Regions from separate parts of the Homo sapiens genome. Here region 1 is linked to region 2. Evidence: chromatin contacts called from ENCODE Hi-C data. All regions are on one chromosome and are shown on one strand. The core of a region is the stretch at or near the end of the contact, and the rest is flanking DNA. Distances in the headings are between cores, read along the strand shown.

Region 1 (4,190 bases), core at 1,303-3,802, 71 kb after region 2:
TTCTAGCCATGTGAGCTTGGACAAATCACACTGCCTTTCTGAGCCTCTGGTTCCTTATCTTAAAATGGGGAGAAGAAAATTCCCCATAAGTTCATAGTGTTGTCTTCCTAGCCCCAACAGTGAGGAGTGGGCCAGAGGTGAAAATCCAGTTCTTCTTGCAGGCCCTGGGGGGCTTTGGCCTAGTCCTGTTCTGGTACCCCTTAATTCTTAAGGCCTTGCCAACAGAGGGCCCCGTGTTAAGTATTTAATAGGGCATTGTTAGTCACATCCCTCTTTCTGTTCACTAGAATCCCCTTTGAACTTGAACTCTTCAGAGTCTGGATCAAGACAGAGCTCTTTTCCCAAGCTCCTAGCCAGGTGGGGCAGAGCAAGGCCAAACTGGGAGCTCCAAGAGGCTGCACCCTAATATGCTGGTGACTTCCTGCAAGCCACTTGACCTCCTTGAGCCTCCCTTTCCTCTCTGGTTACCTGAGAGCCAGTTGTACCTGCCCTACAGGGCTGGGAGAGGATTTGGTGTGGGGGTGGCTGGGAAATGCCTTGCGTGGGGCTTGGCCATCTGGAAGGGCTATGGAAACACTGTAGTTTTACAAAGCTGGGGTTTTCCTTGGTCAGGATAGAGAAGGGGATCACAGGCTTTCACAGCCAGGTGGGCCTTAATGTCAGAGTCCAAATCTCATTTTACCAGGGGAGAAGGGGAACTGAGACACAGAAAGTCTTAAGCAATTGGCCCAGAGTCACACAGCGAATTGGTGCCAGACCCAGGACTAGAACCCAGATGTTCTGACTCTTAGCATTCTTTCCACTAAACCAACATACCTCTAATGACCAGGGTCCTAGGGTAGGGTCCAAGCCTGTCTGTGCTGCTGATGTGCTGTGTGACCTTAGAGAAGTCACTGTTCCTCTCTGGACCTCAGGATCATCTATGTCAATGGAGTGGTGACCTTGTCTGCCCTGGTGAGGCATAAGAGATTGAATGATGGGAAAGTGCCAGTGAGACTCAGATAGCAATGGGCAGGGTGTGTCCTGGGAACTCACAGTCCAGGGCTGGGCAGGGCTGGGCTGGATTCCCTGGAGCCCCTTGTGCCCTTGCACTGAGCTCCTCCTGCTGAGGTGTCCAGCTCTGCCTTCTTCCCACAGCCCTTTCTGGGGCCTTGATACCTTGCAGAAGGAGAGGTGAGAAGTTTGGGAGCCAGTCCCCTGAGCTGGAGAAGGACCAGGTCTTTTTGCAACTTCTGGAGCAAGAAATGGAACGAACACTTGCCCAGGAATCACAGAGATTGGGATTCAGGTTGGAAGGCTACCTTCTGTAACTGCTGTGAGACTTTGGGCAAGTCTTGTATCTTTGGGCGGGTGTTCTCAATCATCCTCCATTCATCATTCATTCAGCAAATATTTACTGAGCCTCAATAACAGCAGCACCAGCTCATTGTTGCTACACTATGGCAGATATGGTACTGGGAATGTAGGTTATCTCGTTTCAGCCTCACAACTGTCCTGGGAGGTAAGTAATTCCCATTCCATTTTACAGATGAGACTGGAGGCTCAGAGAGGTCACATAACTATATTCAAACCAGGATTGTGTTCCCTTAACTCTGCCAGGCCCTGTGATGGGTGCTGGGGTGCCCAAGTGAAGAAGGTGGGTCCCTGCCCTTGAGAGTGTTCTGAGGAGTTGGGGAGACTGGCAGGCTCACGAAGAGTTAATCCATTGCCTCCAGGTGGGGTGATGTGGGATCCCAGGGAGTGCTCAGCTCTGAGAGGGGTTCAGGGATGAGATAGATGAGTAGGTGTTTGCTAATCTATCTTGTCCTAGTCACTGTTTCTTAGGGCATAACCTGACAGTCTAACATGGTTACAAATATGAGAGTTCTCATATACACAGAAAGGGTGATTTTCCAGGTCAGAGAATGTTGCAGAGCAGGTCATAGGCTCCCGGATTTTTAGGAATAAACAAGGATGATAATAACCCTTACCGTGTGTTAAGCCTTGACTACAAGATCTCATTTAATTCTCACTGTAGCCTTTAGGGTGGATGGTAATGCTCCATTTCATAGACGAGGAAGCTGAGGCTCAGAGGAGCAAACTAACTTGCCTAAGTTCACACAGCTAGTAAAAGGTGCTTGTCATTGAACACTTATCTATTACTTTCTGTGTGTCAGGGACTCTTCTGGGTGCTTTACTCATTTAACTCATTTTACCCTAACAGGTAGGGTATCTGTTAGCACCATTTTATAAATGAGGCTACTAAGGCACAGAGATGTTAAGCAACTTTTCCAAGGTCACACAGCTAGTAAGTGATTGGACTAGTGTGCAAACCCAGGTGTGAAGGGCCTAGCACAGACCTGGTTCAGAGTAGACATTTGGAGGCTCCCTGATCTTTGATCCTCGCTCGGATATGGCCTGGGATCTACTTGGATAGCCAGGTTCCCCGGCCCCCCGATGATTTTCCAGGATGTTCTTGGATCACACTCGAGGAAAGCTCCAGCTGGGCCCAGATTTGGGGCTTCTGTCCTGAAAGGCGCTGGCTCCTGGTGTGAATGGGAGGCCCAGGGCTGGTCTTGTTTACCACCTTCTGTAAGTCCTCAGTCTGCCCCCGCACTTGGCAGGTCCAGCCCAAGGTTCTCGCCCCGGCGCCCTCATCAATTATAGATCCCGGAGGAGCAGGGCTTGTTATGCAAGACTTGTTCCTGTGAAAGCCTCTTCCTCTGAGCCAATTCTGTCCTCGGAGTGTGAGAAGGGGCAGGGAGGGGACAGCAAGCCACTAGAAAGGGCTGACATGGGGCTTGGCCCTCTTGTTCTATGACCCCCAAATCCTTAGATCACTGCCCTGCAAGAGAGTTCAGAATCCCTTGATTCCCCGCCCCTCCTCCTCCCACTCCGCAGACCCCCATTTTTGGACTGAATCCTGGAGACCCCGTGGGGCTGGGTTATTTGAAACCCATTGTTCAAATGGAATCTGGGCTAGGCAGAGACCTAGGAGCCCTTGGACCTGAGGAACACAATTGGGAACCCATAGAATCACTGGAACCTTTCTGTCCTCCCTCTCTCCTATTCCTTAGATAAGGAGCTCTGAGTTTAGAGGGTGGAGGGGCCCAAGCCTGATCAATTCATTTTTCTTTGTTTTAGAAACAGTTTAACTTTTGTTTTCATGTAAATCTTCATTGCTTCTTTTCCCCCTTCTTCTGACTACAAGAGCAATATAAGCTTATTGTAAAATGTCAAACATTACAGAAATATAGGTTCCAGAAAATAAAAGCCCTCCCAACATGATTCTCCCCTTGGAGATATATAGTGGCTAATTTCTTTCTGTCTCTCTGAACGTATATAGGTAGACAGACACATATATATGTAATCACTTTAATTTGGAAAATGGCTTTTAAAACAATTTATCCTGTAGAATTTTGTTCAAATAATTTGATGCCAATCTTGCTCACCTAATGATTAGACCACAGAAAGCAGCAATCAGTGCTAAAGATGATAGTCAAAAACAGGAAAAACTTCAAAAAACTTCTTTCCCCTGCCCTTGTAGATCCACTAATGTCTTCTAAGAGCTTGCTTTAATTTATTTTTGTTAATTAATCTTTCCAATTCTAATTCCCTAGACCAGTAAAATTAGAGGAGTTAATTAATCAGGCAGCTCATGGCTGCAATAATTCAACATCAAGAGTTATGTTATAAGGCCGGGTGCGGTGGCTCACACTTGTAATCCCAACACTTTGGGAGGCCGAGATGGGTGGATCATTTGAGGTCAGGAGTTCAAGACCTGCCTGGCCAACATGGTGAAACCCTGTCTCTACTAAAAATACAAAAATTAGCCGGGCGTGGTGGCGGGTGCCCGTAATCTCAGCGACTCAGGAGGCTGAGGCAGGAGAATCACTTGAATCTGGGAGGCAGAGGTTGCAGTGAGCCGAGATCGTACCACTGCATTCCAGCCTGGGCGATGGAACGAGACTCTGTCTCAAAAAAAAAAGAATTATTTTATAAATAAATACAGAGAATTTTTAAGAAGTGAGATTTATGACATGAAGCAACCCTTTTCCTTTTTAAAAAATAGGGTAAAGATTTTAATAACAAAAATGAAAGGCATACTTCAACAAGTAAAATATTTAGAGGGGTAAAAATTTTTTCTTTCCCCCCATTTCCTTGTCTCCGAGGAATCAATAGAAACAGTGAGTCCTTCTAGCACCTTTTGG
Region 2 (4,185 bases), core at 1,257-3,756:
CAGCCTGGCCTACATGGTGAAACCCCGTGTCTACTAAAAATATAAAAATTAGCCAGTCATGGTGGCGGGTGCCTGTAAATCCAGCTACTTGGGAATCTGAGGCAGGAGAATTGCCTGAACCCAGGAGGCGGAGGTTGAAGTGAACTGAGATTATGCCACTGCACTCCAGCCTGGGTGACAGAGCGAGACTCTGTCTCAAATATATATATGTATATAAAAGCATTTGCAGCTATTCCAGATTAATATGGGAGGAAGTGATGGGAGAGACCAGAAGATTTGATAATCCCAAACCTAACTTGTTATAATGTGGTACAATGTAGACTGGTTTTCCTTGAGGTCAGGGACTGGACCTGCTTCATGACTGTCCAGTGCTGAGCACAGGGTGTGGCATCTGGTGGGATCTTAGGAAACATTTATGTAATGAGGAAATCTAGGAAATGTGATTGAAAATCTTCTTGACACCTTAGGGCCCTCACTATGATTGCAAAAATTATTAGTCTGTATAGATTAAAGCCAGGCTTCTGATTTATCTGGTGGGGCTGGTTAGTCAGTTATCCCTTTTTCACAGCCTCAGGCACTCTTGGCAGAGTTACATAAGTAAAAAGCCATGTGTGTATGCATGATAGGGATGAACGTATCAGTTAAGGGGCAGACTCCAATTTTGCAACCTTTTTAAAAAATATATTTTATTGTGATTAGAACACGTAACATGAGGACTACCCATTTAACAAATTTTCAAGTGTACGATATGGTATCATCGACTATAGATGTAATATTGTACAGCAGATCTATGGAGCTTATTCAATCTTGCTATCCTGAGCCAAGAAAATAAAAAGTATTTGTGTTTGTGAAATTGATTGGAAGAACTCTGCCAAAGGAAAGGCAACAGTTAGGTCTCAGGCAGGCCGGAAACCAAAACTCCATGGATCATAGAAGTAGAGACTCATGGGTACTTCCTTTCAAGAACCTCCGCTTTCCTTGATGTTTGCTTTGTGGCTGAGGAGACAAAGTGGCTCGATGGCACTCTCAGCTTACAATTCAGAGGAACCATTGTTGAGTCCCCTGATAGAAGTTTTCATCCCTTGGGCTTTGTGGTGGATTAAAGACGGCTACAAATTCCCTATCACTTCTCTGTTGAGAGGTGAAATGTGTTTCCTCAGCCCTTGAATACTGGGTTGGCCTGAGACTGCTTAACCAACAATATGTGGTAGAAGTGATGCTCTCTGTCAGCTCTGAGGTAGGCCTTTAATAAGACTAACAACCTCCTCTTCCTCCCTCTTGGAGCCCAGAGCTGCCACATAAGAAGTCCAGGCAAGCCAGGCGCGGTGGCTCATGCCTGTAATCCCAATACTTAGGGAGACTGAGGCAGGTGGATCACAAGGTCAGGAGTTCAAGACCAGCCTGATTAACATGGTGAAACCCCGTCTCTACTAAAAATACAAAAAATTAGTCGGGCGTGGTAGCATGCACCTGTAATCCCAGCTATTCAGGAGGCTGAGGCAGGAGAATCTCTTGAACCCAGGAGGTGGAGGTTGCAGTGAGCTGAGATCACGCCACTGCACTCTAGCCTGGGTGACAGAGCGAGACTCCATCTAAATAAATAAATAAATAAATAAATATCCAGGCTATTCTGCCAGGCACACAGAATAAGACCACTGAGGCACAGGAGGTCAAATAAAGATGCCATCTTTGATGTCCAGTCCAGTTAAACCTTCAGATGGTTCCAACCCCACCTAGCAACTGGCTGCAACCTCGTAAGAGACTCCAAGCAAGAACCACTGAGCTGAGCCCAGCCAACTCATAGAACCATGAGAGATAACAATATTTTACTATTTAAAGCCACAAAGTTTTGGAGTGGTTTGTTGTACAGCAACAGATAGCCAAAAGAGACCCTAAAACCTATAGCTAGCAAGGCCTAGAGTCTCAGGACAGGAAGTCTAACATTTGGAGAGCAGATGTTAGGTGTCACCTTGAGCAATTCCACCCCTTCGTTCCTGAAGCAATTGTTTCGATTGGAATTCAGTTTGCCTTCACTGAGCAACAGAAAACCCCAGACAATAATGCCTTGAACAAATCGAAAGTTTCTTTCTCTCACAAAAGTCTGGGTAAGTGATCCAGACTGGAATAGTGCTCTAAGATGTCAGGGACCCTGGTTCTTTATGCTTTTTTTATGCAATGCATGACCTAAGCCTCGTGGGTCAAGATGACACTTCAGGCAATAGGACAGAGGAAGGGATGCAAACACAAAGGGTGCTTTCTCCTGTAGAAGGTTATTTAAAGCCACCACATGTGGCTTCTTCTTGTATTCCATTGGTTAATATGTATCTCACGGCCGTGCCTAGCTGCAAGGGAGACTGGAAAATGGTATCTTGATTTTGGGTGGCCATGCACCCAGCTCTAAATTCTACTACTTCTAGTAAGAAAGGCTATTGGGAGACACTTTGCAGTGCCTGCCTCACTGCTACATCTTGAAAAGTAATAGAGAGACACAGGAAATGGCATCACATATGGGATGCTGACTCACAGCACCGATCCCTTCCGGAGGGGAGCAAGCAGTTATCTCCCCATGGGCACTGTGAGCCTCCACAAGGCCATTCTACTGTGCTATAGGAGCCAGCTGCTCCTGGGTCATGGGTGGGGTCTGTTAGGTGAAGAGTGAATCCCACAGGCCTTAAGTCACTGCCACTTTTGCCATGAAGTGAATTCCTTGATAAGAGGGAGCATCGTGTGACATACGATGACTAGGTAAAAGCTTCTATAAGCCCTCAGGCTGTGGTGCTGGTGGAGGCACGAAGGGCAGGGAAAGCAAATCCAGATAAAAAATAAATGTAGGGTTGGGCATGGTGCCTCATACCTGTAATCCGAGCACTTTGGGAGGCCAAGGCTGGAAGATCGCTTAAGCCCAGGAGTTAAAGTCTGCAGTGAGCTATGATTGCATCACCATACACTAGACTGAGCAACAGTGTGAGACCCCGTCTCTAAACAAATAAATTAAATAGTTAAATAAATAAATGTAGGACATTGCCATGAGAACAATTTGGCTGTTCCAGATGGAGTTAGTTCCCAGCTGAGAAACAGGGAGGTGTGGGGCAGAAGGAAGAGTGTTAGCTTCCTTCCTTCTCCATGAGAGGGAGGCGCAGAGGAAAGGCTGCAGACCAAGATGGTTAGTGGGTAGGAATTCTCCAAGTTCTCTCGCAAGCCCCAGATATCACCATCCTTTCCTAAAGGAAACCTGGCAAAGTCATGCCGTTGGCTGTCACTGAAATTCAGCAACTCCCCGAATCCGAGTTTGGCTTTAGCAATCTCGCACCCATGGCCCCAGTGAACAGTTTCCATCTGGCCAGAGAAAAGTCGTGAGTTTCACTTTGTGCCTTGTGGCAAACATCTCAAGACGTGAGCTTGTCCTTATCCTAAATCAAGATACCTGATGCTTTCAGAAGCAGCCACCCTACTGGTTTCCACATCTTTCATCTCCCTTTTAGGTGGCTGAGAATTTTAGCTTCAGCTTGTCCAAAGTCCCAGATTACCCAAAGAGATTATGTGCTTAGCCACTGTCTTCCAAGGGCTGGTCGTTCCTATTCTGGAAGACAATTAGGATTCTCAGTGCCTCTCTCCCTGTCCAGCTCAAGAATCATGGATCACTTGGAGGAAAAGCTAAGCTCCTGTAATAAAAAGGCAAACTAGAGTAGCCTATTTCCCCTTGAGGTGAGTGGCCCAGAGCAGAAGGGCAGCTTTGGTTCTTTGTCGCTCATTCTTCCCCAGGGCAGTGTTCTCTTCTGCATCGGTGCAGCTGGGTTCTGGCTGGTGGGAAAGAAGACAGTGGAGAAAGCTTGCTGGTTATCTTAGAACCCAGGCCCGGAAATGACACGTGACTCCCACTTCATTCCCCTGGTGAGAATTCAGGCACCTGGCCACCCTAAACACAAGCAAGGCTGGCAAAGACAGTCTAGGGGGACAGCCATGTGCCTGGCTCCTATTATACTTAGGCAAAAAAGTAGAATGGAAAGCCTTTTGGTGAACACCTAGCAGTCTCGGCCACATATTCCAAATAGCTCTTATTTCCTTGAGGGTCTGAATGAGTTTTCTAGGACTGCCATAACAAAGTATCATGAACTGGGTGGCTTAAAACAACAGAAATGTATTGTCTCACACTCTGGATGCCTGAAATCTGAAATCAAGGTGTCC

Evidence for each region. A loop is a pair of places that touch in the nucleus more often than their neighbours do. Pooled maps may share reads with other maps.
Region 1: a loop to region 2 is called in a map of HepG2, with 9 times the contacts of the local background. The contact joins two enhancer-like sites. A Hi-C loop is called at or near these places in 14 of 168 maps with a recorded cell type or tissue (HepG2, aorta, heart left ventricle and 5 more) and 1 of 50 pooled maps.

Annotation. Positions count from the first base shown.
Region 1 is chr9:121,303,224-121,307,413 of GRCh38, forward strand. All of the region lies in intron 4 of GSN (gelsolin), which reads left to right. Among named protein-coding and RNA genes, the nearest start is that of GSN-AS1, 20 kb to the left of the region's middle. Within about 2 kb of position 2,553, at least 13 of the 41 ENCODE cell types and tissues checked have a DNase peak (open chromatin) inside an H3K27ac peak, as active enhancers do.
Region 2 is chr9:121,231,870-121,236,054 of GRCh38, forward strand. It overlaps a transcript of GSN not described here. Among named protein-coding and RNA genes, the nearest start is that of RAB14, 32 kb to the left of the region's middle. Within about 2 kb of position 2,507, at least 4 of the 41 ENCODE cell types and tissues checked have a DNase peak (open chromatin) inside an H3K27ac peak, as active enhancers do.